Regions from separate parts of the Mus musculus genome. Here regions 2, 3 and 4 are each linked to region 1. A link is a loop called in an ENCODE intact Hi-C map of the cell type or tissue named here. Cell type or tissue: heart. All regions are shown on one strand. Each heading gives the region's core, and the rest is flanking DNA. Links, peaks and the distances in the headings are about the cores only.

Region 1 (5,963 bases), core at 499-5,498:
ACAGACTGACATTTTAATTAGAATTGGAAGAAACCTCTGAAAAGCAGCAGTTTTCCAGAAATTAAAGAGGTCTGTGATTTTACAGAGAAAGACATCCTGGATAACTTAAGAAGAAATTACTCCTAATGCAATTATTCCCACCTATACTATGTGTCCCATTTTGCAGGATTTGAAAAGAATTCTGATAAAGTCATAGAGTGATCCATTATTAAAGGAGAATTTTAATGACATAAGAATCAGTCATGAAGCTCCCCCAGTCACTGGTCTAAATCAATGATAATACTGGGCAGTTCTGAAGTAAGGAGAGGGTTTGTTTTTGTGACAACCACTGAAAATTCACTGCTGCTCAATGGTTTTGTGGAAGATAATTTGGAGCCTAAAATTAAGTTTTCATTAGTCACCCAATTCAGGCTTACCATATTTCAACACTGGTCCTTGATTAATAATTTCCTTATACTTTTTGAAAATACTAAGTGGGTAAAGGACACTTGATTATTATTGGGAAATATTCATGAGTACTTTTAACAGGGAAAACTGGCATTCATGGAAAACTCACACAAACTTAATACTCTACTGGGCAAACATCTATCTATCCATCTATATTATGTATATAATATATGACAAATATATTATACATATATATAAATCCACTCTCTGTAATGCTATTGAAAATCAGAGCTACTTTATACATTTACTAACAGGGGACTGGCTAGAGTATGGAATATCTTTCCTATGGAACATGAGTGTATTCACTAACAAATGTAACAAAAAAATTGATATAGAAGTATCTTTGATAAACAATAGGAAGAAGAAAGCTGTAGATCTTTGAGTTTACTAGAATCATCCCTCTTATTTTAAAATGGGGTATACAATGCATATTATAAAGGACTATGTTATAAAATATGCATCACTTTTGTCTTTATAAGTGGAACTGTGTAGTGGATGTTACTATTATTATTATTTTTTTAATCTACAGACCTCTGAATGAAGTGCTTGAAATATTTGTAATGAATTCTAAGTGTAAGGTAATTATTTATGCTTTAGAGGTATTTTCAAGTTTTCAAATAAATTAACCCGTGAGAAAAAGTTATCAGTGAGGAGAAGAAGCCGGGCAGTGGCGGCGCACGCCTTTAATCCTAGCATTTGGGAGGCAGAGGCAGGCGGGTTTCTGAGTTCGAGGCCAGCCTGGTTTAGAGTGAGTTTCAGGTCAGCCAGAGCTACACAGAGAAACTCTGTCTCTAAAAACCAAAACTAACCAACCAACCAACCAAAACCCCCACAAAAACAAAAACCATAAACAACGCCCCCCCCCCCCGCCAAATTATTAAAGCTTCCAACTTTATATCTTAAAATGTGGAATTTTGGTGATCTGGAAAAACATAAGTACGGGATATATGGCAAACCCATTGATAGGAATCTCACTCATGGAAAGTGGGAAGAAATTGCACTTTTATTTCCCTGCTACTGAGATAAAAAGCTGTGAAGGTTAAATGGAAAAAACATCAACAAGGACTGAGAACCCAAATTAACCCCCAAAATTAACACTTAAACAAAATGGGTGGGGAGTGGAGCGCGACCAAAAGAAAAGGTAGTCTATGATGAAAGTTTGACTTTTGGTCTCTACAGTGGAACTGAAGAAAGCAGCAAAGTCAGGTTGATACAAAGTAGCTGTGATGAATTTTAAAACCCTATTTTAAATATTCTGTGAGGGCTGGAGTGAATTTAATTCTCTTTTCTCTTTCTCTTAGAATGTAACATCTCCCAGGCTACAGGGCCAAATGATACCTGAGACACACACATCCTTTCCTTTTGAAGAGGACTACAACCTGCAACCAGCAAATAAGTATTAGAGAGCCGTGACGTGACTAGTCTCCAACTTGGAAACCGGTCCCAAACTACATAAAACACCTTCCCAGAGCCAAATTCAGCAAACCGGGGAGAGCGAGGGCTACAAGTCAGGAAATAGCGGCTAATCACAGCTTTACAGTCACACGTGTGCAACCCAGACCTGACCCACACCCACTTGGCGGCAAGTGCAAAGCACAGAATTCCAAACCGGAAGACAGCAAAGGAGCTTTCTCAGAGGCCGGGAAGGCAGCTCTTCACATTTTCTGCTCCCACCCCAAAACAGCTTCAGCCTGGCAACCTCCGTCTGCCCAACCCATATCTCTGGGTCCCGCCCGCGGCTTTTTCCCTGGCACCAAGGTGGTCTCCCAGCCGACCAGCTTCAAAGGTTTGAGCGGCTGCCAGCTGCACCTCGGGCACAGAAGAAGGAAGACAGATCACCCGCGCCTAAGGGACAGCACACTCACCTTCATGATCTGTGTGTCCGATTCCGCCGCGGACCCCGCGGACCCCAGCCTCCCGGGGGTCCACAGGAAGCCCCTGGACCTCACTAGCAGCCATTACCTGGCACAGTAGAAAGGGGCGGGCCGTAGGCGGGGCGGAGCGGTGATACACCAATAAAAACGCGCCTGGGGTCGCATGCCGCCTCACTGAGGGAGTTCCTACACGCCTATGCTGTGCCGTCACATTTTGGACCAATCGATTGTGGCGAGCCTAACTAGGTGCCCCGCCCCCAACCGCTGTAGTCCCGCCTCCTTCCGGAGCCGGGAGCGTAAGAACTACAACTTCCAGCATGCCGCGAGGCAGTGGGTAGGCAGCGCTGGACGGGCGCTGACGGGCGGGGGTGCGCCCGCGAGTGCCCCGGCGTGTTCGCTTAGTTCAGTGAATCAGAACAATGACTGCGCCGCCGGGTCCCCGGGAGCGCGTCGCAGGGCTGTGAGCAGCCGCGGCCGGCAGAGCGGCGGGCGGCTCCGCCTCGGCGGTGTAGTGTCAGTGCCGGCTCCGGAGCCCCGGGAGCAGACCCTGCCCAGCGCCGCAGCCCGCGCGATCCGCTGTGCTCCAGCGACACAGCTGCTCTTCGGGAGCGGTGCATTGTTGTGAGCCACTGGAGGGGCGCGGGGATTGCACAGCCCGGAGCCCCTCAACGCCCTTCATAGCCATGTGGATACCTACGGAGCACGAGAAATACGGCGTGGGTGAGTGCTCGCGGGCGAACTTTTACCACGCTCTGGTCCTTGCCCCCACGCAGCTCGCTCCGCTCCAGGCTGCAAATGCCAGGTCTTGGCATTGCACAGCGGGTCCCGGGCTTGGCCGCACCGGCCTCCGGCTGAGGGGCGAGCACTGGGGGGCTCGCTCCTCACCGTGCACTCGGCGCTCCTCGAACCCGATCCCAGAACGTCCGGACTGCCGCTCCGGTCTCTGCTGGCTGGCGGAGTTTGGAGCGGCCGCGGGGCGTGTTGCGTGTCAAGTTGGAAGGGGAAGCCAACAGGGTTTCTCTCCCTTCTACCCCTGCTGGCCCACAGCGGCAGAGAGCTGGCAGTGGGCTGCTAAGATTTCCCGGGGTGATGAGGGAGACCAGGAACCGGCTGCTAGAATACTCCCAAACAGTAGGGAGGCGCGAAGTCCCTGCGGCTGGGGTCGGCATTCCCAGAGTGCAGAGTGTAGCCCCTGTGACAGACGGAGTCGGGACGTAGCCTCCTTCCTCCCTCGCCTCCCGGGTGTTTGGGGTGTGTGTTGCGAGCAGGGGGGTTGGTAAATTTCAACATCTGTGCTCCTGCGCTCTTTGGTCCTTGGAGGGGAACCGAGATTTTGGCAGGGTTTTTACTTCTGGCCACCTTCTCTACCAGGGAATGAGCGCAGTGGGGGTCATAGAGGCCGGCTGGAAAGTGACGAGGGAGAGGAGGGTCAGAAAGCCTGGCTCTTAGAGGCTGGCAGGCAGCTTTAGGAGAGGACTACCCTGGCACTGATTTGAGAGAAAAAGGAACAGGATAGCATTCACTGTTCTGTGCAAAGGTGAACAACAAAGACCATTAATGTTGACTGATGAATACAGGAGGCTCCCTTCCCTTCCCTCCTCCCTTGTCGGTAGGATTACAGTTCCCGTTTTTGTTGTTTGATTTCAGCTGGGTACCCCCCTCCCCCTTTGACAGTCACTCCTTTTAGGGTTGAGACTATTAAGAAGCCAGGCTCACTGACAAGCCCGAATTGGCCAAATGCAATTATAACCTCCCAGAAGGTCTAACAGAAAGAAAGCATTATAGATTTTACTGACAATCTTCATTTCCTATAATGCCCCGTTCTGCCGATTGGCGTTCTTGTTTTTATTGTGGACGGACCTAGTAATTTATATGATACAGAGACGTATTTATGCTCTGACTTCATTCTCCTGTAATTAAAAAAAAATCTGTAAAACCTTTCAGGGGAACCCTAATCACTGCAGATTTTACCTCCCCTACTTTGCCTAGGGATCGGACTTTATCTACTGAAGGGACTCTCTGATTCAACAGTCATGTTTTCCATGAGCTTCCTTTCTGGGCTGTGACTGGTTAGCAAGACAATAGTTTGTCGTGTGCCCACCTTTGCGAAAGGTTTCCAGCTTCTCTTGCCAAAGGGCTCTCCCAGAGTGGTGTAGATAGAGGTTGTTTTCCTCTCTGTTCCCTCCTCTTTTTTTTGGGGGGGGGGGGGATCAGATAACCCTTGCAAGGGAAAAGGCATTTCCTTGTCTGAGGGCTGAGGAACCAGAGGGCACCAGTCTTGACACCTGGTGCAGGAATCTCAGATCCACCCCGGCAACACTGTCCACCTTAGAGTCAATCCCAGTGGTTGTGTTCTTGCAAGTGTTAAATGATACAGGTTATGGATGACATTTATTTTTCCAGATTTCCTTCCGTGCCAGGTCACAGCTGGGTGCTGATATCGATTAGTTTTTCTCTCGCCTTTCTTTACAAGCTGTGGGCAGAGGCTTAAAAACCACTCTGGGATTTCCTGGAATGGCAACCGGATATGATCAGTCAAGTGTTTTGAGCTTGCAGCCAACACCAAGGCTTGGGATGCTGAGCCCGGTAGGGAGGTGAGAGGGTGTGCCTGTTTGGGAAAGGGAGGTGGGAGGTGAGATGAGAGGTGAGAGCACAAAGCGAGCTTCTGCCCCCCCCCATCCCCAAATTGTTGCTGAGGTTCTCATTTCTGCAGTATCACATACTCAAGAATGTTAATCATTGTTTATTACTAAGTTTTGAGCATTTGGCTTGCGGAATGCTTGGTTGTTTTTGAGAACCCATCTGTTAGGCGGGTGTGTGATGAAAATTTTGCTAGGATACTTACCCGTGGACTTTCATTTCTCACCATGGTGAGCAGTATTCGGAGCTGCTTAGATTGAAAAGTCTTTAAAAAAAATTCAGATCTGAGTTATGGTTTCCTATTATTACAGAGAATATATGTTATGCTTGGCTCATAGCGGGTATAGAAGTCAATTTCCTTGTTCTTTGCAAAAAATATGTAACTTACAATACACAAAGTTTCAGTATATAGTGTGTGTTTTTGTAATGATGCCTCTTAAGTATGGCCTTTCATACAAATAGATGTATAACATGATTATATATAAAGTAATATAGTGGATAAAATTACTAAAATTTTATCCTTGTAAATTTTGTACTTGAAAGATAGATATATTAATATATACTCAAGTCTGGTACATAGGAATTCTTTTTAATGATGAATTGATGAGTGAGCATAAAACAATCTACACTTTGTCTCTGATTTTCAGGAAGTACACTAGTAAAGCTTTACTGCTGAGGGATAAGAAACCTTTCCTTTAAAATATATATATATTAGTAGCTGAACTTGGTGGCATAGACTTGCTTATAACCTCAGCTACTTAGGAGACTCAGAAAACAAAGGTACAAGTTTAAGCCTTGCTTGGGCTACAGCATCAACTATAGGCTAGCGTGATCAAGTCAGCAAGACCTAGTATAAATACATACATACGTGCATGCATATATACATAAATGGAAAGAAACTTAGTGGCAGCACTTCCCTAGCAAGTAAGAGGCCATAGACTCAATACCCAGGATTGCCCAGGGGAGGGGGAAAGGTCAAGGATGAGGCTATGGTTCAGTGGT
Region 2 (5,963 bases), core at 427-5,426, 91 kb after region 1:
CCAGTGTCGCATGACTGTTCCCACGCTTCATGCGAACAGAGATCCAATGTGAAACCCTGTCAATAGCTATAGTGCTTGCATCTTGATTTTGGCTCTCATGATTATTACATTTGCTTTATCTTAAAAATGATTCCAGATGATTAAACTATTGTTAAAAATCACAGATAGAGGTCCCGTTCCGCAGCTTTCGGTCACGGTGTTTACTTTTTGTTTTGAAAGTACGTTGAGCTTTCATTGCTTTTTTATATTTATTTTCCGTACGTATTCCTCTGGGGTCCTTATTGTTACTTTTCTTAATTTTATTTGGGGTAAGGCTGAAATGAATAGAGGCTAGTTACTGAGAGCATGTACTTAGTATTTTTGTAAGAAATTAATTAATTTGAACACATCTTAGATCACCTCCCAAGGGGATAGTGACTTAAGACTTGTGCTAGCTGATTTAATCTCTCTCTATAGTCTCGGGTATGTTTCTGAGAACGGATACTATTTCCATATTTTTTTTTAATGATTCACAACATCATCTTTTGGGGATAATCTAAAGTGATGCATTTAGATTTCTTTCTTGTTAGAGCAGTTATCATTGTACCCAGCATCCTCCAGTGTTACTGATCTCATTGGGTTGAGCCCATTTACTGCTATGATAAGAATTTTTCCACCGAGCATTGGGTGAATTCTACACTATTCTGTATAATCTAGTATTCCTCCCTAGATCAGAACATTTTGAAAACTCTGCCTCATTTATTTTTTATATTCTTTCTATATTGCTCACCACGAATGTAAAACACAGTAGGTCATCTGGGTTTTTTTCCTTCTCATAAGAAATGCTGTATACTTATGTAGTCAAGTTATGCCACAGAGGGAATGGTGAGTGGGGAGCAGAGATTCCCACTTTTGATTCTCAGAACCTGGGGCGCAGCCAATTAATTTTCAATTTTGACACTTCCCTTGCAGAGAGCTAAGTTGCACCAGCCGAGGCTTGTGGATACATTCAGAAAAGCTGTAAAAGTTTGCAGTTGGTTGCTTGGTTGGTTTGTGTTTTTGTTTTGTTCTTTATTTTTTTTATTTACTTTTTGTACCATCTCACTGTAGAGGTGCCTACTGTCATGATAACCTTGCTAATGGGGAGCTCATGGCTCCTTAAAGAGTCATTCTCTTTCTACAGTGCACTCAAAAGTAATGCAGTGGTAATGCCATCATGGGCCACGGTTCAAAGTCCTGACCACACGGTAGCAGTAGAACGTCTGCTGTGCAGGTCCTGCAGTGAGACTGAGGGAGGATTAACTTACCTGACGCTGTTCACTGATTGCCACTGTTGTAGGCAAAACCAGAATGGATGTCTTTGCAGAGCCTGTGACACACTGTTGTCAGCAGGGAGAAGACTGGGGAGTGAGGTAGGGTATTGTAGAGTCCTGGGGAGGGTCATTTCTAGATGAATTTCTGCTGCGGGTGAGGTGGCTTTCTTACTACAGATCAATTCTCTGTTTTATGTTGATGTACAGGATAGGGTCTCAGAAAAAAAAAGGTTCAAGAATGTTCTTGAACACTTGTGGTTTTGTGACTCTAGGGGCTGGAGGAAGCTCTGAGTGGGTGAAGTCCTGAATATGTGTGCGCTGTTGCCAGGGGCACAGCCATGCCAAGAACCCCAAAGGAATGGCAAAGCCCCTGTCCCAGCCATGCTTCACCCCACCCCATGAGACTCAGAGGGATGGTGAACTTCACTCAGGGGACCAAATGAGCGCACTGACAGCTTTTGCAGACTGTTCCCCTAAAGAGACTGATCCTATGGAGGTTCACTAAACCTGTCTCCTTGCTCTACCATAAACTCTGCCTTCTCCTTTCTCTGACTTCAGTAACCCTGCCTCCTTATCCAGCTGTGTACAATCACCCTGCCTTCCTGTTCAGCTCTAGATGAAAGCACACTGAGCCTACAGGGTAAGCAGCTTCTCTGGATAGGAGCCCACACCACCCATTCCCAGCTTTCTGTCCGTGTGTCTCCAAGTGACATATAGACATCTGCCTTTCTGTCTTTTCTGCCTTCCTTTGATGCTCCAAGTGTGACACGTAACTCTGAAATTTTCTATGCGTATCATCTTTCCTCAGCCCTCACTATCTCAAGTCTGAGCCTTTTCATGGACACATGAAATACACTGTAGTTCTGGTTCCTCTGAGTGAATAGGGTTTCTGCCCCGCCCAGGAAACCAGACTGTGGTTTTCCTCTGGGTTTTAGGAGACTGGGCCTAGCCAGAAGAGGGGAGGGGACTCTGCAAGTGTGGTTAGCTTTCTCCTGTGAGCTCCAGTTCCTGTTCGCTTTCCACTCCTCCTGAACCTTGATTTTTTCCCCCCAGTCTTGTTCTGATTTTCTGTTTTATCTCCACGTTTAGGGATTATGATTTGAGAATTCAGAATAAAACTAAATACAGCGCGATCTTTTCCTGTTACAGCAGAAAATAAATAGGGTTCATAAAACTAAAAATGAGGGGCTGGAGAGATATCTCAGTGGTTAAGAGCACTGACTGCTCTTCCAGAGGTCCTGAGTTCGAATCCTGGCAACTACATAGTGGCTCACAACCATCTGTGATGAGATCTGATGCCCTCTTCTGGTGTGTCTGAATACAGCTACAATGTATTTATAATAAATAATTAATTAATTAATTAATTAATTAATTAAAAAAAACTAAAAATGAGACTTTTATGTATTTTGAGTTAACTTTGTAGATTTAAAAAAATATAACTTATTTATATTATTCATATGTGTGTCTGTCTGTCTGTCTGTTTCTCTGTCTCCATGGATGTGGACATCAGATGACAGCTTGTGAGAGTCAGTCCTGGGGACTGAACTCAGGTGACCAGGCTTGGTGCCTTTAGCATGGAGCCACCTGGCTAGTATGACTTTGTAGGTTTTTTAAGTGGATTATATACAGTACTACTTAAATTCAAACATGTACTTAAGTCAGTATAACTAGAGATGGGCAGTGGCATCTGTGTGGGTTTGTGGGAAATGCTAATTTTTTTTTTCGAGACAGGGTTTCTCTGTATAGCCCTGGCTGTCCTGGAACTCCCTCTGTAGACCAGGTTGGCCTCGAACTCAGAAATCTGCCTGCCTCTGCCTCCCAAGTGCTGGGATTAAAGGCATGTGCCACCACTGCCTGGCCCTAAAATATTTTTAAGCTCCATATTTTATTAATAACTTACAATTTTCATTAGTGTGAGTTGGGAGCTTTAAAGGGTTAATCCATTCATAAATATTAATCTCTGACATGGAGAATGTTTGACGTGTTTAAAGGCATCTTTCTAGGTGTTTGGGCATGTATTAACTCTGTTATTCCTTATGACATATTATAGATCATTCATATTGCTCTAACAAAAATGCTATATAGTCTTAGAAGCTTAAGCAGCAAGTATTTCTGGAACCCAGAAAAGGTGCTGCAAATGTAGAGTCTAATGAGGGCCAGCATCTTGGTTTGTAGGTAGTTCCTTCTTTAGGCCTTCTATGGCATGAGTTCCTATTTATGAAGACCCTATTCTCTTACAAATGTACTACAAATCTGTCTTAGTTGATTTTCTATTGTGATGAAGACCATGACCAAAAGCAACTTGGAGAGGAGATACTATATGTTAGCTTACAGTTGTAGACCATCATGATGGGACATCAGGGTAGGAGGAACTCAAGGTAGAACCTTGAAAAAGGGAATGGTGCAGAGCATGAAGGAATGCTGCCTACTGACTTGCTCCTCATGGCTTGCTCTGCCTTCTTTCTTATAACCCAGGGCTACCTGCCAGTGAATGGCACAACCCCAGTAGGCTGGATTGTCCTTCATTAATTATTAATCAAGAAAATGCCTTTCAGATTTGCCTCAAGGCATTAGGATGGAGGCATTTTCTCAATTGAGGTTTCTCTTTCCAGGCAATTGCAATTTGTGTCAAGTTGACAAAACATTTCACCAGGAATCTGAGGCAGGCAACTCACCATGTGCATTTCGAGGAGACCCAAGCCTTCTTTCTGTCAGGGCGCCTTCCCCATGGCCACTGGGCTAGACAGTGGGGGGACTAGCCCTTGAATGCCTGCCTTATTCTCTGGACTCTTCCTTGTTCATGGTTTTGTGTTGTCTGTCCTAGGGCTTCCAGCATTACACAGGGTCTTCTTGTCCTTTCTTCAACTGCTTGTCAGTTTCTCGGTCACCTGCTCACCAGATACACAAGCAGTTCACAGACTGACTAGAAAATAGCAGAACTGAGATCTGCAGGCAGAAAGTACTCGTGAACCTCAGGAAAGCCTTGGGGCGCTGTCATTGGAGGACGGTAGAAGAGGACCGAGGCCAGGAAGACAGTAAGAACAGTTGCTCATCAAGTATAGAAAGCCAGAGTGCTGGGATAAGGGGCAGCTTCGATTTGAGGACAAGAGGAAGATGAATGTTTTTGCTGGTTTAAAAAAGGTAAAGCAGTTATGGTTGGAAAAAGGGATGTTCTGGAGTTGAAAAATACCAAAAGGCCTCATTTAGAGAGATTTCATCATGTGAAAAGTTATAAAACAATAAATATAAAATTAAGCCCAGAGAATTGCTTTGGGAAGTTGGCACTGGGTCATGCTGTTTTTTTTTTTTTTTTTTGGTCTGTCGGTAGCCTCTGTAATAAGCCTTTTTATTGGTCCCATTTATCTTTTGACATAGAAGTGCTTGATGCTAAGCCGTCACGTGTAAAATCAAGCTTTGCTTTTTATGGCGTATGTCTCACTCTCTAGGGCTGGGGCTATGGCATAGTCTGGGTCACTGTTGCCTTGATTCAAAAGACATTTTGAGTAATAAATATTATGGGTGAATTTCGTAACTAGCCTGTGAAATGTACAGTAGTAAATCACCGTAACTTTCCCTTGGTGTAATGCAGCAGAAGTTATGTTGATGGTGTGTGTGGCTATGATAAAATTGCTTGTTAGTTCTGAATAGATGACTGGTGTGTGTGTGTGTGTGTGTGTGTGTGTGTGTTCACCATAATAATTCCCATCTTTAGAAGTAGTGCTCGTAGATCCTAGCCCTGAGCAGGAGGAAGAGGCAGAAGAAAAGAAGGAGGAAGAGGAAGAAGAGGAGGAAGAGGAAGAGGGGTGGGTGGGAAGAACAGGGGTTCATGGTCATTCTGCTCTACATGGGGTTCTGTGTCAACTAAAAAAAAAAAAAAAAAAGAATCCAAGTGATGCTCAAAGTGGACTTCTTTCCATTCTATGTGTCTTTTTCCATCCTTCCCTATATCACTCTGAAATTCAGTTCCTAGAATCTTCTGACAATAGATGGCTGCCCTTTCTTTTGAAATTTCTCAAAAGAAATGTCTGTGTACTTGGTAATTGAAATCTGAATTCAAAAGTCACTGTGTAATATATGATCCATTCCTTATGGAGGAATTTTTTCTGAGTGCTTCTTTTAGTTCACATGATGTGTGTGTGTGTTTTCATTCTGTATATCTGCTAGTGTGTGTGTGTGTGTGTGTGTGTGTGTGTGTGTGTGTGTGTGTGTGTGTACATGAATGTGTATATTGTATATATGTGTTGAGACTGGAGGTAAATGTTGGTTGACCTTCTTGATAGCTCTCCACCTTATTTTGTGAGACTATCTCTCACTGAACCTGGACCTCACTGATTCAGATAGATTGGCTGGTCTGTGACCTCTAGGGATTTCCCTCCCCCCTTCTCTCCAGCCTTGAATTATAGTCATTATATGTGGGTTTTCAAGTTCAGGGGAATCTCCATTAATGTCTTTATGCTTACACAGTGAATGCTTTACCTGCTGAGCCATCCTTTCTGCCCCATCCATTTGTTTATCTGGATATGTAGCAATAGAGAGAAATACAGCTTTTATTTGTAAGTTGTCTTTGTTAGGGTTTTACTGCTGGGAACAAACACCATGACCAAGACAACACTTACAGGGACAAGATTTAATTGGGGCTGGCTTATGGGTTCAGAGGCTTAGTCCATTATT
Region 3 (5,963 bases), core at 676-5,675, 410 kb before region 1:
CGTCTCACCCGGCACCCAGGCTCACTTTCCTGGCTCCGTCCCCGCTACCAAAGCTCTCACCTCCCGGGCTGGAGTCGGGATTCCAATGGAGGGACATTGGCTGATGTGTCTCTCTCTCTCTCCCCGCGAGGAACACGCCACAGCTCCTCTCAACCGAGACCTCCGCGCCGCTCTGGCGGACGCCCCACAGGGAAGCCCAGACTCGGCCTCTGGCCACGCCCACCCTCACGGCCCACCCAGGCCCCGCGATCCCATTGGTCAGCGCGTCAGGGCCGCCCTGCCACTCCCGCCCCGGCGCCCTAATTGGCAAGGGTGCCTGCCACTCCCAGGGCGGCAGCGCCAGGGCTCGCTCTCGGCCCTCCGGCACCACCTGTTGCCCTGAGTGGGAAACGAGCAGGCATCGCAAAGGACGCCGAGCCCCTGCTGCAGGTCCGGTCGCTCGGCCGCCTCGCGCACCTGCAGCATGGGCCACGGTGACGCGGCCCTACGCGGCGGGAGCGGCCCACCGCGCCTCAGCTCGCCGTGCGCCCAGGCTCGCTGGGCCGCGCCAGCCCCTCTACACACCGAACGCCTCCGGCAATACTGCCTCCGCCCCGCCGCAGGCCTCTTCTCCAACATGACCCCGCGCCACTCACCTGGCTGACGGTCCTCCGTCGTCCCGCCTCCGCGGCTGTCAGCCGCCGGGGAGTCTGTCCCCGGGCAGCGGCGAGGCCTGACGGCGGCCGGGCCGACGCCGCGCGCCAGCCGGGCTAACGGTGCTCGCCAGCCTCGCTCCGGGCCGCGGCTCCGCCCCTCGCGCCGCGCCTGCCCGCGGGGGTCGCGCGCGCGCGTGCTGGCCGCGTCTCCTAGCAACGCCCAAACAAGGTCACGTTCCAACCCTTTCGGCGCCCGCCGCCGGCGCAGACGGGCGGGGCTTCGGCCGCGGGTTCTCGGTCTTTCTGCCGCCCCAGGCTGGGTGCGGGAGGGCGTCGCCGGTACCGCCCCTCTTCCTGTCACCCTAGGGCGGCCTCTGGGCGACCGCGGTGTTGATTCAGGGTCCTTGATGTTGGAGGACACTGGCCGGGTGGGTCCCTTACGTCACGTCACAAGGCAGCCTGGGGGAGTCTGCGCTGCCGCCCTCCCTAGCATGTGCTGGCTAGGATGGTAGCCTACCTTTTGTAAGCCAAGCGCTACCTCCTAAGTGAGTCTACGCCCCACAAGTTGGAACAGGAACCAATGCCCCTATTAAGGAGGAAGAAACGCACTTTGGAAACGCTAAATATTTCCAGTAGCCCAAGAAGAACGGGTGATGAAGCTGCAGCTGGTAACTTATGACTAGTGGTAAAGCACATTGGGCTCCATAGTGTAATTGTGTACCACTATGTTTGGCCTTAGGAGGCAAACTGTCGTTTTTGTGAATATTCCAGTCTTTGTAAAAACAGAATGAACCAAATTGGTCATGAACCAATTATAAAACGTGACCAGCAATCTTTTAAAGATGTTTAGAAAAACAAACAAAGGGCATTTTAAAGCTTGGTAGAACCTACAAGAAATTTTTATCTGGAAGGCTATAATAATAGTGCAATTTAAAAGTGTATTTTAAACTAGATTCTGGCCAAGCACTTGAGAGGCAGAGGCAGGCAGATCTGGATGCTTCAGGGCCAGCCTGGTCTACATAGAGAGTTGCAGGCCAGCCAAGGCTACGTAGTAAACCGTGACTCAATAGATACATAGATAGATAGATAGATAGATAGATAGATAGATAGATAGATAGATAGATTGTAACTTTCCTAAGAAATTTCCTGATCTTAAAATTACCATAGCCAGTAGTATTTATTTTATGAATAGTAGAAAGGATTGGGCTTCTTTCTGTTGTTTTTGTTTCTTTGTGGTTTAGTTTTTCTGTTGTTTTGTTGTTTTGGTTTTCGGGGCTTGTTTGTTTGGGTTTGGGGTTTTTTGTTTTGTTTTGGTTTGGTTTTTGGTTTTGTTTGTTTGATTTTTGGTTTTGGTTTTCAAGATAGGGTTTCTCTATGTAGCCCTGGACCAGGCTGGAATCAAACTCAGAAATTTGCCTGCCTCTGCCTCCCAAGTGCTGGGATTAAAGGCATGCACCACCCTCACCACTGCTCACCTTATTTCCATTGTTTTTAATAGCTGATATAAAAATCTAAGGAATAATAAGCACAGTGCCTAGCTTTAAGACAGCATCATTAATTTAGGAAGAAAAATCTCAAATGGCATATTCTATAAAGTTATTGAATGTAATCTGAACTAAAGATTGTAACTAAGTATGGGCTCTCATTAGCCAGTTACAGTTATTAACATAAAAAGGGAGAAAAGCTTTTGTTCAAGAACTGCTCTCCTTGGGAATTTTAACAGAGATTCTTTATTAAGCTTGAATTGCTTGCAAATCTCCTTAAATAATTTAAGGTAAAACTGCACCATTTATAGTATTTTTGAGATCAAGATCCTACAGGTATTTCATGCTCGGTTCCATTTTTGCAGTCATAGACACAAAGCAGGTGAGATCTGACAACAGTGAGACTCCATCCAGCCTTGCAGAAAACATCTTGCTGAGCTGCACTTCAGTGTGTTACTCTGAGCTTTTGACTAGAACGGCCACTAGCAGCCTGCAGCCTGTGAGTTCAATTTGAGAGATAAGTATTTTTCACGTGTCTTTAAGAACTCCAACGGAAAGAAAGACTATTTAATATAGACAGACCATCTGTGCCCCTAAAAAGCTTCAATTATTTGGCATCTACTGCTATACAGAAAAGTGTTTTGTATGCTTTATCTATAAGCAATAATATCCATATAAAAACAGCAGCAAATGATTAAAAAGCCACAAAATTTCTGAATCCCACTCTTCATTTTGCTGCACGGAGCCCATGTAGGTGTTTTACTTAGGTGCTCTTTGTTCCAGAAGGAGTTACCTTTGTGCTGCAGTTGAAGACCTGCACTGCTGCATCCTGAGGTGTCCTGGAGAACATCTGGAGGGTCTGTGGGAGATTTTATTTTTTGAGGGCAGCACTGCCATCTGTTGTAATGTGTTTGAAACTACAGCTGTTAAGTTTGCATCTACCTAAATATGGGCAAGTTTGAAACTCTCCTGAGACACTGACAAGGTTAGGCAGACACTAGGGCCTGACAACTTTCACTTTTTAGTTTCAGTTCTCCAGACTCAGCTCAAGACCTCTCCTGTCAGAACCATCAAAAGAGGAAGCAGGGATTGATGATCATATTTAAGAAGGTGTTCTGATTAACTAATGACAAGCCATCTTGAGCAACTATTTTTAAAATGTATAAGTTTTCCTTTCCAATAACTATGCTGGTGAACTGACACTGTTTCCATTTTTAACCACATCTCCAATATCAGAACAGTTCTGATGTTTGTTCTCCCTCTAAGACAGAAAGCGTGAGGGTCCATTGCTGTTGTTCTCAAAATTTCTCAATGTACCCCAAGATTTCCCCTCTCGTTCTGACAGAGCTAAGGAGAAGGTCAGTGTGCCTGCTGGATACTGGTAGGTTAAAAAGATCATAATGCAAGAAGACTCTCACCCTTCAGTTTCTCTGAATCTTGTTCTATATTTTCTCTCCAGGAAACCTGCTCCAAATTCTGGTGCAGATCTCAGTAAAAAGGTTTTTATTAACAGGCTGAAGTGTTTCAATTCACTGGAATTGGCACACTACACATTGGAGCCAAACTACCATGGTTCAAGTCATGCTCTGTCAATGTTGACTAGTCTCTGATCTCTATTATATTAAGAAAGGTGAGGGCTGGAGAGATGGCTCAGCAGTTAAGAACACTAACTGCTCTTTCAAAGGCCCTGAGTTCAATTCCCAGCAACCACATGGTGGCTCACAACCACCCATAATGAGATCTGACATCCTCTTCTGGTGGGTCTGAATTCAACTACAGTGTACTTATGTATAATAAATACATCTTTGGATCAGAGTGAGCAGGGACTGAGAAAGCAGAGTTGACTGGAGCAAGCTGGGCCAATCAGAGTGAGCAGAGGTCCTAAAAATTTCATTCCCAACAACCATATGAAGGCTCACAACCATCTGTACAGCTACATTGTACTCACATACATAAAATAAAAAAATAAATATTGAAGAAGAAAGAAAAGAAAGACAGACAGAAAGAGAAAAGGAAAGAAAGGTGACCTTTCTCAATGTAGTCCTAATTTTTTTTTTGCCCTACACAGTTTTGCAGAGAAATATGAGTCACAGTATTAATGTGTATTTAATTTCTTATTTTACTTTATTGTAGCACAATAATATATAGAAAAATACAGATATGCAATTATATGTAAGTGAATATGCTCTGGACTTGCTTGTGCTGTGTACTCAATGCTTAGTCTTCAGTGTGTTGGTGTGGAGACGATGAAAACCATAAGAGATTTACCTAATGAAGGTAATTAGATCATGATGGTACTGCCCTCAGACAGGACCATGTTGGCATCAAATAGCTAATCACTAGAGTGGGCTATTAGAAAGAAGGATGAGCTTGGTTTGTCCTCTATCTCTTACTTTCTCTTTCTCCATGTTTCCCCTTTTCTGAAGACCTCTGCCCTGAAGCCCTCCACCACAGCTGACGACATCTGCACCATACTCTTGAACTTCCAAGGCTATGAAGTACTTGAAACTCTTGTGTTTATAAATTACCTATTTTAAGCTGGGTGGTGGTAGTAGCACATGCCACTTTAATCTCAGCACTCAGGTAGCAGAGGCAGGTGGATCTATGAGTTTGAGGCCAGCCTGGTCTACAGGGTGAGTTCCAGAGCAGCTACACAAGACAGCTACACGCACACACTAAGGCTTGTGCTTGACTCAGTGCAGTAGGTCTATAAATGGCTCTTCAAGACACAGATAAGAGGATTTCCATCTGACTAAGCTAAGCATTCTCCATTGGAGTCAAGAGAAAGGAGGTTGACCCCTCCTGAGAGTGAGCTGCTGGGTCTTTCTGCCCTTCCTGTGTAAATATTGCACAGATATGCCAAAATGCTTTGAAAGAATGCCAGTGTGTCAGCTTGGGAATGCATTACCTTGTTTGAGAAGAGCCTTCTTCGCCTCTCTTGGTATTCACTCTAATACCTTTCACTTTAGATTATTACTTGTGTTTGACAGTTTAATGTTTTGTGTGTGTGTTTAAACAGAGACCACTCTGCAAGGATCAAAACCACCCCAGGATTCTTTAAAGAGTGGGCTGATAAATCTGAAACCACCCCTTAATGAGTCCTAATGCTTTTACATTTTAAAATTTGCCTTTTTCACAAATAGACAAAAAGATTCTTCTGCTATATGAATCTAATTAGGAGAAACTAATATTTCGTTATTTGTGTGGTCCTTTATTTATTGTGAATTATTTATATCCCTGTGCACATTATTTAATATGTCCCCGTGCACATAATTTAAATCATACTTTTATTTTAAGAATTTTGAAAATTGGATGTCAAAGAACTTAATAAATGCCTCATAGTATCTTAAAAACCAGACATAATCATGTCTAGGTGAGATGAAAAGGGTCTACTTATTGGCATAAAATCTTGATCCTGATCTGATCTCTTCTCTTCCCTTGTTGGGAAAGGGAAAAGCATAGATTCTCTTCACAGAACACTGCAGAAGCATGACGGCTAATTCATGTGACAAGCAGACAGGTGAGTTCACTGAGTGCCCTGACTGTAGTGACAAGAAAGCTGAATTGGGTATATGTTTTTGACCCACCTTTGTTTGACATTTTCCCAGTTTGGACAAGCTAAGCTGCCTTGCTTCAAGCTTTTTAAACCTTATAGAACCTAGAACAGTAGAGACCCTGTAATCTGACTTAGAAAGATTAGTCACAAGAAAGAATTATAGTGATTCTTCTCCTTCCCTCATTGTGACCAGTTATTCTAACTCAATCTTGGACTGGTCTAGTAATAATTCCAGTATTAGAGATTCCTAGAGAAGACAGCTAAAATCTTAATTACCTAGCAAAGTTA
Region 4 (5,963 bases), core at 761-5,760, 110 kb after region 1:
CATCCACCGGTGGAGCAGGGAAGTCTGCTCCCATGAAGGTGGGTTAGAAGACGATGGAAATTATTTGCCAAACAGAACTAAAATTGCTGGGGTCAATGGTGTGATCACCTAACAAGGTTTTTGCGTTATTCTAATTTCCCCAAATCAATCCTTCTTTCTCATCACTTGATTCACGCCCTCAGTGAGTGTGGTAAAGACTCCTATTCAGACGAGGAGATATAAGTTCCACGTGGGACTTAAGGTTTTCTCCTGTAAAGTGAAGTTCTCGTCTTGTCTATTTTAGATTCTTGCTTGCCTTTTTCTGTACTTTGCTCTGTTTCTTTCTTTCTTTTTTCTTTTTCCCCCAGAAAGTGAGTTTTGTTGCCATGGACTTGACTCTGGGAAATAAGGAGGTAATGTGTAAAGATAAACTCTGGAAGTTTATTCATTTTGTTATAATAACCAACTTAGGTAATTTACTATAAATTCTAGACTTCAGATTGTTAACTTTTCTTTCTTTCTTTTTTTTTAGATATTTACTTTATAAACATTTCAAATGTTGTCCCCTTTCCTGGTTTCCCCTCCAAAAACCCCCTATCCCCTTTTCCCTCTCCCTCCTCACAGCTTACCCACTCCCACTTCCTGGCCCTGGCATTCCCCTACACTGGGGGTGGGGGCGTAGAACCTTCACAGGACCAAGGGCCTCTCCTCCCATTGATGACTGACTAGGCCATCCTTCCTCTGCTACATATGCAGCTGGAGCCATGAGTTCCACCATGTGTGATCTTTGGTTGGTGGTTTAGTCCCTGGGAGCTCTGGGGGTACTGGTTAGTTCATATTGTTGTTCCTCCTATGGGGATGCAAACCCCTTCAGCTTCTTGGGTCCTTTTTCTAGCTCCTTCATTGGGGACCCTGTGCTCAGTCCAATGGTAGGCTGCAAGGATCCACTTCTGTATTTGTCAGGCACTGGTGGAGCCTCTCCGTAGACAGCTTTATCAGGCTTCTGTCAGTAAGCACTTGTTGGCACCCACAAAAGTGTCTGGGTTTGGTGATTGTATATGGAATCAAGCAACTCATAGAACTGCCAGCAGGAAATTGTCCCATCTCCGGGTGCTTGCAAATGTAACAAATGGAATGATAGATATGAGAACCTGGGGAGATGGTGCTGGCTTCAAACATAAAATGAAATAGTTTTCAGCTATAGGGATGCCATATAAATATAGATGCTGTAATTCCTAATATGTAATCACTCCACTTCAGTGGCATTGAAATTTACTTTACCTCAGTGCAGTTGATGGAGGAAGGGCCTGTTAAGAAGATTAGTGTAATGAACCCACTGAAAAAAGTACATTATAAAATGAGAACATTATTTTGGAGATGACTAATGGTAAGTATAATTACTGCTAATTTCATGTATGCTTAATCTGTCTTAACACAGGCCCAGTCTTCTTTTACCTGACCACCTCTATAATAAATCAAAAAAAAAGTGTTTCATTATTTTAATATATTCCACAATCAGTAATATTAATTCAACATGTATTTCTAACAAAATTACGTAGATCAGATTTTTACCATGTTTAGAAGCATGACATAGTTTTTGGTTGCATTAAAACACTATTGAAATCATGTAGCTGCTTTGTCAAGTGCTGTGGTAGTTAGTATTTTTCTTTCCCTTCTCCTTTTCAGTTAGCAATCTATAAGCCAAGATATGCATTAAATGGAATGTAATGTGAGAGGAGAAAGTGAGGTCATGGCTGCCCATAAGTGCCTTCTCATCTCCATTAGTCAAGGGTTTAATTTAATAATGCCTTCCCTGCATTACATACAGGAAGGAAAAAGACTTTTGAGATAGGCAACAATTATGTTGTTTGATTTGATGGGAAATCCCGTCCTGTCTGGGGCTTTCCAATCCTATTTTTCTCCCCCAACCCTCAGGGGATGAGAAGTCTATTTGAACCACAGAAACCCCACCTCTCCTTCCTTCTTTCCTTGGCTCTCTGGACACTTACCCCATCCTAGACCTACCAATGGACCATAGCAGTGGCTGGTAATTTACCCACTGGCATCACTATTCTTTGTGTGTATTCCCAGGTCTTCTGTTAGGTGTTGAGACCTCACTTAGCATGGTTCCATTAGCAGAGATGCTATTCATCGCAGACATGGTGCATGTGAGCGATGTTCGTTGAATTGTATTGCCCCCTTGCTCTGTCATCCCCAACTCTTAGTCTTGACATTGTGGACTATGATCTTTGAATAGATTTTTTTTTCATTAGTGAGCCCCATATTTAATTGCCAAATTTCTTTTCGGTCCCCTAAAAAAACCCAACTATGTAGTATTTATTAAATATGAGCTTTGCATGAAATATTGTATGGAACTGTTAACAATAGTTTATTCTTACTTCTATTCATAAAACATTTCCAGTAGACCAGGCATGAGGCTCACAACTTTAATCCTAGCACATGGGAGGCAGAGGCAGGCAGGTCTCTCAATTCAAAGCGTAGAATATAGATCATTCTAGGGCAACCTGGAGTATATAGTACCAAAACCCAGAATCTGGAAAAAAGAAAGAAAGAAGGAGGGGGGTGGAGAGCAGAAGGGGAAAGAATCAGAGACAAAAGACAGGACAAATGGAAGAAAAATCAGAAGTTTCAGAGGATTCTATAGTGTTTATATAATATTTCTGTGAATTGCTGTTTTTCATGTTGTACACTATGATGAACTCTGAGCTACAGTTGTCTCCTGGAGGCTGAGTTATTGTAATGCAGCTTGACTTTGTCCTGTGTGGTTCTCTGGCCTCCCTACTTCCTTCAGTTGTCCACATGACTTGTCTTCCCCTGGTGCCCCGTTTCTTCTTCCTGTTTCAGCTCTGTCCAGTCACTTCTGTCCCGGTATTTTTGTTCCCCCCCCCCAACTTTTTTTCTCAGTCATTGATGGCCTGTTGCCTGTGGGCTTCTTGATGGACGCAGTAGGAATGCACACCTGCAGTCATCCATGTCTTAAGCCTTTCTTTGTGACGTTGCACAGCTGGAGCTGGTACTTACACTGACTCTTACTCTTACACACTACAGATTTTCCATGGCATGAATATATCTTTGTAACAGTGAGGTACCTTGCCATCGCCACTCAGGGGCCAGCTCGCTGTATTCTAGCGATGGTGACCGGGATGGTTAGAGGCTGTGAAAAATGACATGACTTGATTCCTTTCCAGATTAGTATCTAGGAGTTGTGCAACAGTTCTCTGGAACAGAGGAACTGTGTCATCCGTTTCTACCAGACGTGAAAACAAAAGTCTGCCATACGTCTGTGCCTGTGGCCAGATCGATGGGAAGTTCTGTTCCTGTGTGTTGCCGCCAGTACAGAGCTGCACGTGATCTCGTCTTGAGCAACTCAGTCAGGCACAGGAAATTGAGCCATGGCTAAATTATGTGTCAGGGAAGAAGAATTTCTGAAATGTTGTCTAAGTGAACATTGGCATAGATAAGACATTTCCCTATCAATACAAGAAAACAATCTAAAAGAAATACAAGCTCAAAATTTTATTTATAGAATGTCCAGTTTGCCCTGTTAGGTAGAATTGCTAGATTTAGCAAAGAAAAGCTTGTGATACCAGTCAGGCAGTATAAGTATGTCCCATGTAACATAGGACACATGCTTATATTAAAATCTTACTGCTGGTTCCATTTGACCTCTGTATTTAGTTGGATATCATTTTTCTAGTAATTTTACTTACTTTTCAGGAAGTGTATTAATTCGTGTTTCCCTAATGGCAAATTAGAGTACGGATTTTTTTTTTAAACAAATAATGTTTTAAAAATTTGTCCAAACATTTGCTCCCCCGATAGACACTTATTTAAATAAGGAATGATATGAATTTAAGGGTTAGTCGAACAGGCGTCCCTATAGGTATGGTATATTAAAAGTGAAGATAAGGCATCTTGGAAATGAGAAAGAAGGATTTACAGTTTCTGTCGACCAGAAAGCTCTTTGTCTCTGTTCTACTCTTGGGTTCTAAGTATGTTCTCCGGAGACTATGAAAAATAGGAGTTAGTGCTTGTTGAGTTCCGTTATATGAATGGGCCCACTGTTTCTTTTTAGTTTCTCTTTCTCACAGTTGCCATAAGAGATATGATAGGTGCGTATGATATAGCCATTTTGCAGATCAGTCTGGCTTTAGACACCGAGTGTCCTTCGTTAGTCTCCCGACTGGCTGGTTTATACAGTTACGTTCCACCTTGCTAAGCTCAGTGCAGGGATTTTAATGGCCATTGTACTGGATGCTAGGCCATGTAGGTCTTGTTTTGTTTTCTATGTGAGTAACATACTTTACATAGCTAATTTACAATGAGTTTTTATTTTATTATATTTTGAGACAATATCCGTAGCCTGGCCTCAAATCCCTGGCAATAATTCTGCTTCTTACTCCTCAGTATTCTGTATGTAGGCATGAGCCACCATGCCTGTGCCTGGCATTTCATTTGTGTAATGTTATATCCATCTTGCTGCTAATGATTAAACTTTGTTGTTGTTTTTAATTTAACTTGTTTTTTATGTATTCACTTTATGTCCCACTCACTACCCACCCCCCTACTCACCTCCCTCCCACAATCATTCTCCCTTCCCCCTCCCCTTCATCTCTGAGTGGGTGGGGAGCCCCTCTGGTTCTCCCCGCCCCCCACCCCCACCCCCTGCAATTCAAGTTTTTGCAAGACTAGATGCTTCCTCTCCCACTGAGGCCAGACAAGGCAGCCCAGCTAGTAGAATATATCCCACAGACAGGGGTATATATTCAGCTTTTGGGGTAGTGCGTGTTCCAGTTGTTTAGGACCCACAGGAAGGCCAAGCTGCACATCTGCTACATATGTACAGGGAGGCCTAGGTCCAGCCTGTTATGTTCCTTGGTTGGTGGGTCAGACTCTGTGAACCCCAAGGGTCCAGGTTGGTCGACTGTGTTGGTCTTCCTGTAGAGTTCTTATCCCCTTCAGGGCCTGTCATCCTTCCTTCCATTCTTCCCTAAGTGTCCCCAAGCTCCATCCACTGTTGGCTGTGGGTGTGTATATCTGTTGGAGTCAACTGCTGGGCAGAACCTTTCAGAGGACAACGTGATCCTGTCTGCAAGCATAACACAGTATCATTAATAGTGTTAGGGGTTGGTGCTTGCCCATGGGATGGGTCTCAAGTTGGGCTGGTTATTGGTTGCCCATCCCCTCACTCTCTGCTCCCTCCCCCATGTCAGCATTATTTGTAGATAGGACAAACCTTGGGCTGAAAGCTTTCTGGGTGGATAAAACTTTATTTTTATGTACTATTCTAGTACGTGCATGCATGTATGTGTGTGAGTGTGTATGTGTGTGTGTGTATGTGTGTGTGTGAGAGACAGAGAGACAGAGAGAGAGAGAGAGAGAGAGAGAGAAAGAGAGCACACTTGTTTTGTCATTCATTCATTGGTATACATCTAGGTTTGTGCCTAGCTTACTTATGAGTAGTGCGGTAGTAAACATATAGATGAGCTGTCACATTGCCAGACTGACTTCCCTCCTTTGCATAGATACCCAGAGGTTACTCTAAATAGTGTAAGAGAGTCCCCTTTACTTAACATCCTTTGCAATATTAATATTTTGCAATATTGGTTTTATTATAATTGTTAATTTTGTTTTAAGACAGTATATAACCTATGGTTCTCTCCTCCCTCAGGCTCCCTAGACCACCAGCATGCACCACCATGCATAGTGATTTTTGTCTTATACATCAGAGCCATTCTACCTGTGGTGAGACAGTATCTCGGTGTGCGTTAGATGTTCATTTCCTGGATGTTCAGTGATTAGTTGAATGCTTTTTGCTTAGACTTTGGCCATTTGTGTATCCTCTGTTGAGAAATGTCTGTTCTGGTTATTTGCCCATTTTTAATTAGATTATTGCTTTTATTGTTATTTTGTTCAGTGCTTGGTTTTTATTTGTTTGTTTTTAATTGTACTTTTAGCCAGGT

Evidence for each region. Peaks named below come from ENCODE experiments on the same cell type or tissue, not always from the same donor. Only the 100,000 strongest peaks of a DNase experiment are listed, where the experiment ranks them.
Region 2: a loop joins it to region 1, with 2.0 times the contacts of the local background. A loop is called at or near these places in 2 of 42 quality-filtered maps.
Region 3: a loop joins it to region 1, with 2.8 times the contacts of the local background. A loop is called at or near these places in 4 of 42 quality-filtered maps.
Region 4: a loop joins it to region 1, with 2.1 times the contacts of the local background. A loop is called at or near these places in 4 of 42 quality-filtered maps.

What each region holds. Positions count from the first base shown.
Region 1 is chr12:40,443,354-40,449,316 of GRCm38, forward strand. Zfp277 (zinc finger protein 277) reads right to left here and starts at 2,437. Exons shown (of 12, transcript NM_178845.3): 1 at 2,313-2,437. The coding sequence starts at 2,406. Dock4 (dedicator of cytokinesis 4) reads left to right here and starts at 2,700. Exons shown (of 53, transcript NM_172803.2): 1 at 2,700-3,041. The coding sequence starts at 3,005. It overlaps Gm40406 (a long non-coding RNA gene), which reads right to left and starts at 2,306. Exons shown (of 2, transcript XR_872699.3): 1 at 1-2,306. In heart, for the core only: CTCF peaks have their summits at 2,718 and 3,386; DNase peaks (open chromatin) are centred at 2,628, 3,498 and 4,438; H3K4me3 peaks cover 3,617 bases; H3K27ac peaks cover 2,302 bases.
Region 2 is chr12:40,534,234-40,540,196 of GRCm38, forward strand. All of the region lies in intron 1 of Dock4 (dedicator of cytokinesis 4), which reads left to right. Among named protein-coding and RNA genes, the nearest start is that of Dock4, 91 kb to the left of the region's middle. In heart, for the core only: a CTCF peak has its summit at 2,586 (motif pointing left); a DNase peak (open chromatin) is centred at 2,208.
Region 3 is chr12:40,037,203-40,043,165 of GRCm38, forward strand. It overlaps Arl4a (ADP-ribosylation factor-like 4A), which reads right to left and starts at 785. Exons shown (of 2, transcript NM_001039515.1): 1 at 636-785. Arl4aos (ADP-ribosylation factor-like 4A, opposite strand) reads left to right here and starts at 875. Exons shown (of 3, transcript NR_166749.1): 1 at 875-1,303; 2 at 2,485-2,618; 3 at 2,903-4,096. In heart, for the core only: a CTCF peak has its summit at 3,020; a DNase peak (open chromatin) is centred at 939; H3K4me3 peaks cover 795 bases; H3K27ac peaks cover 796 bases.
Region 4 is chr12:40,556,014-40,561,976 of GRCm38, forward strand. The region is part of intron 1 of Dock4 (dedicator of cytokinesis 4); the gene reads left to right. Among named protein-coding and RNA genes, the nearest start is that of Dock4, 110 kb to the left of the region's middle. In heart, for the core only: no CTCF peak of the experiment used is centred there; a DNase peak (open chromatin) is centred at 3,308.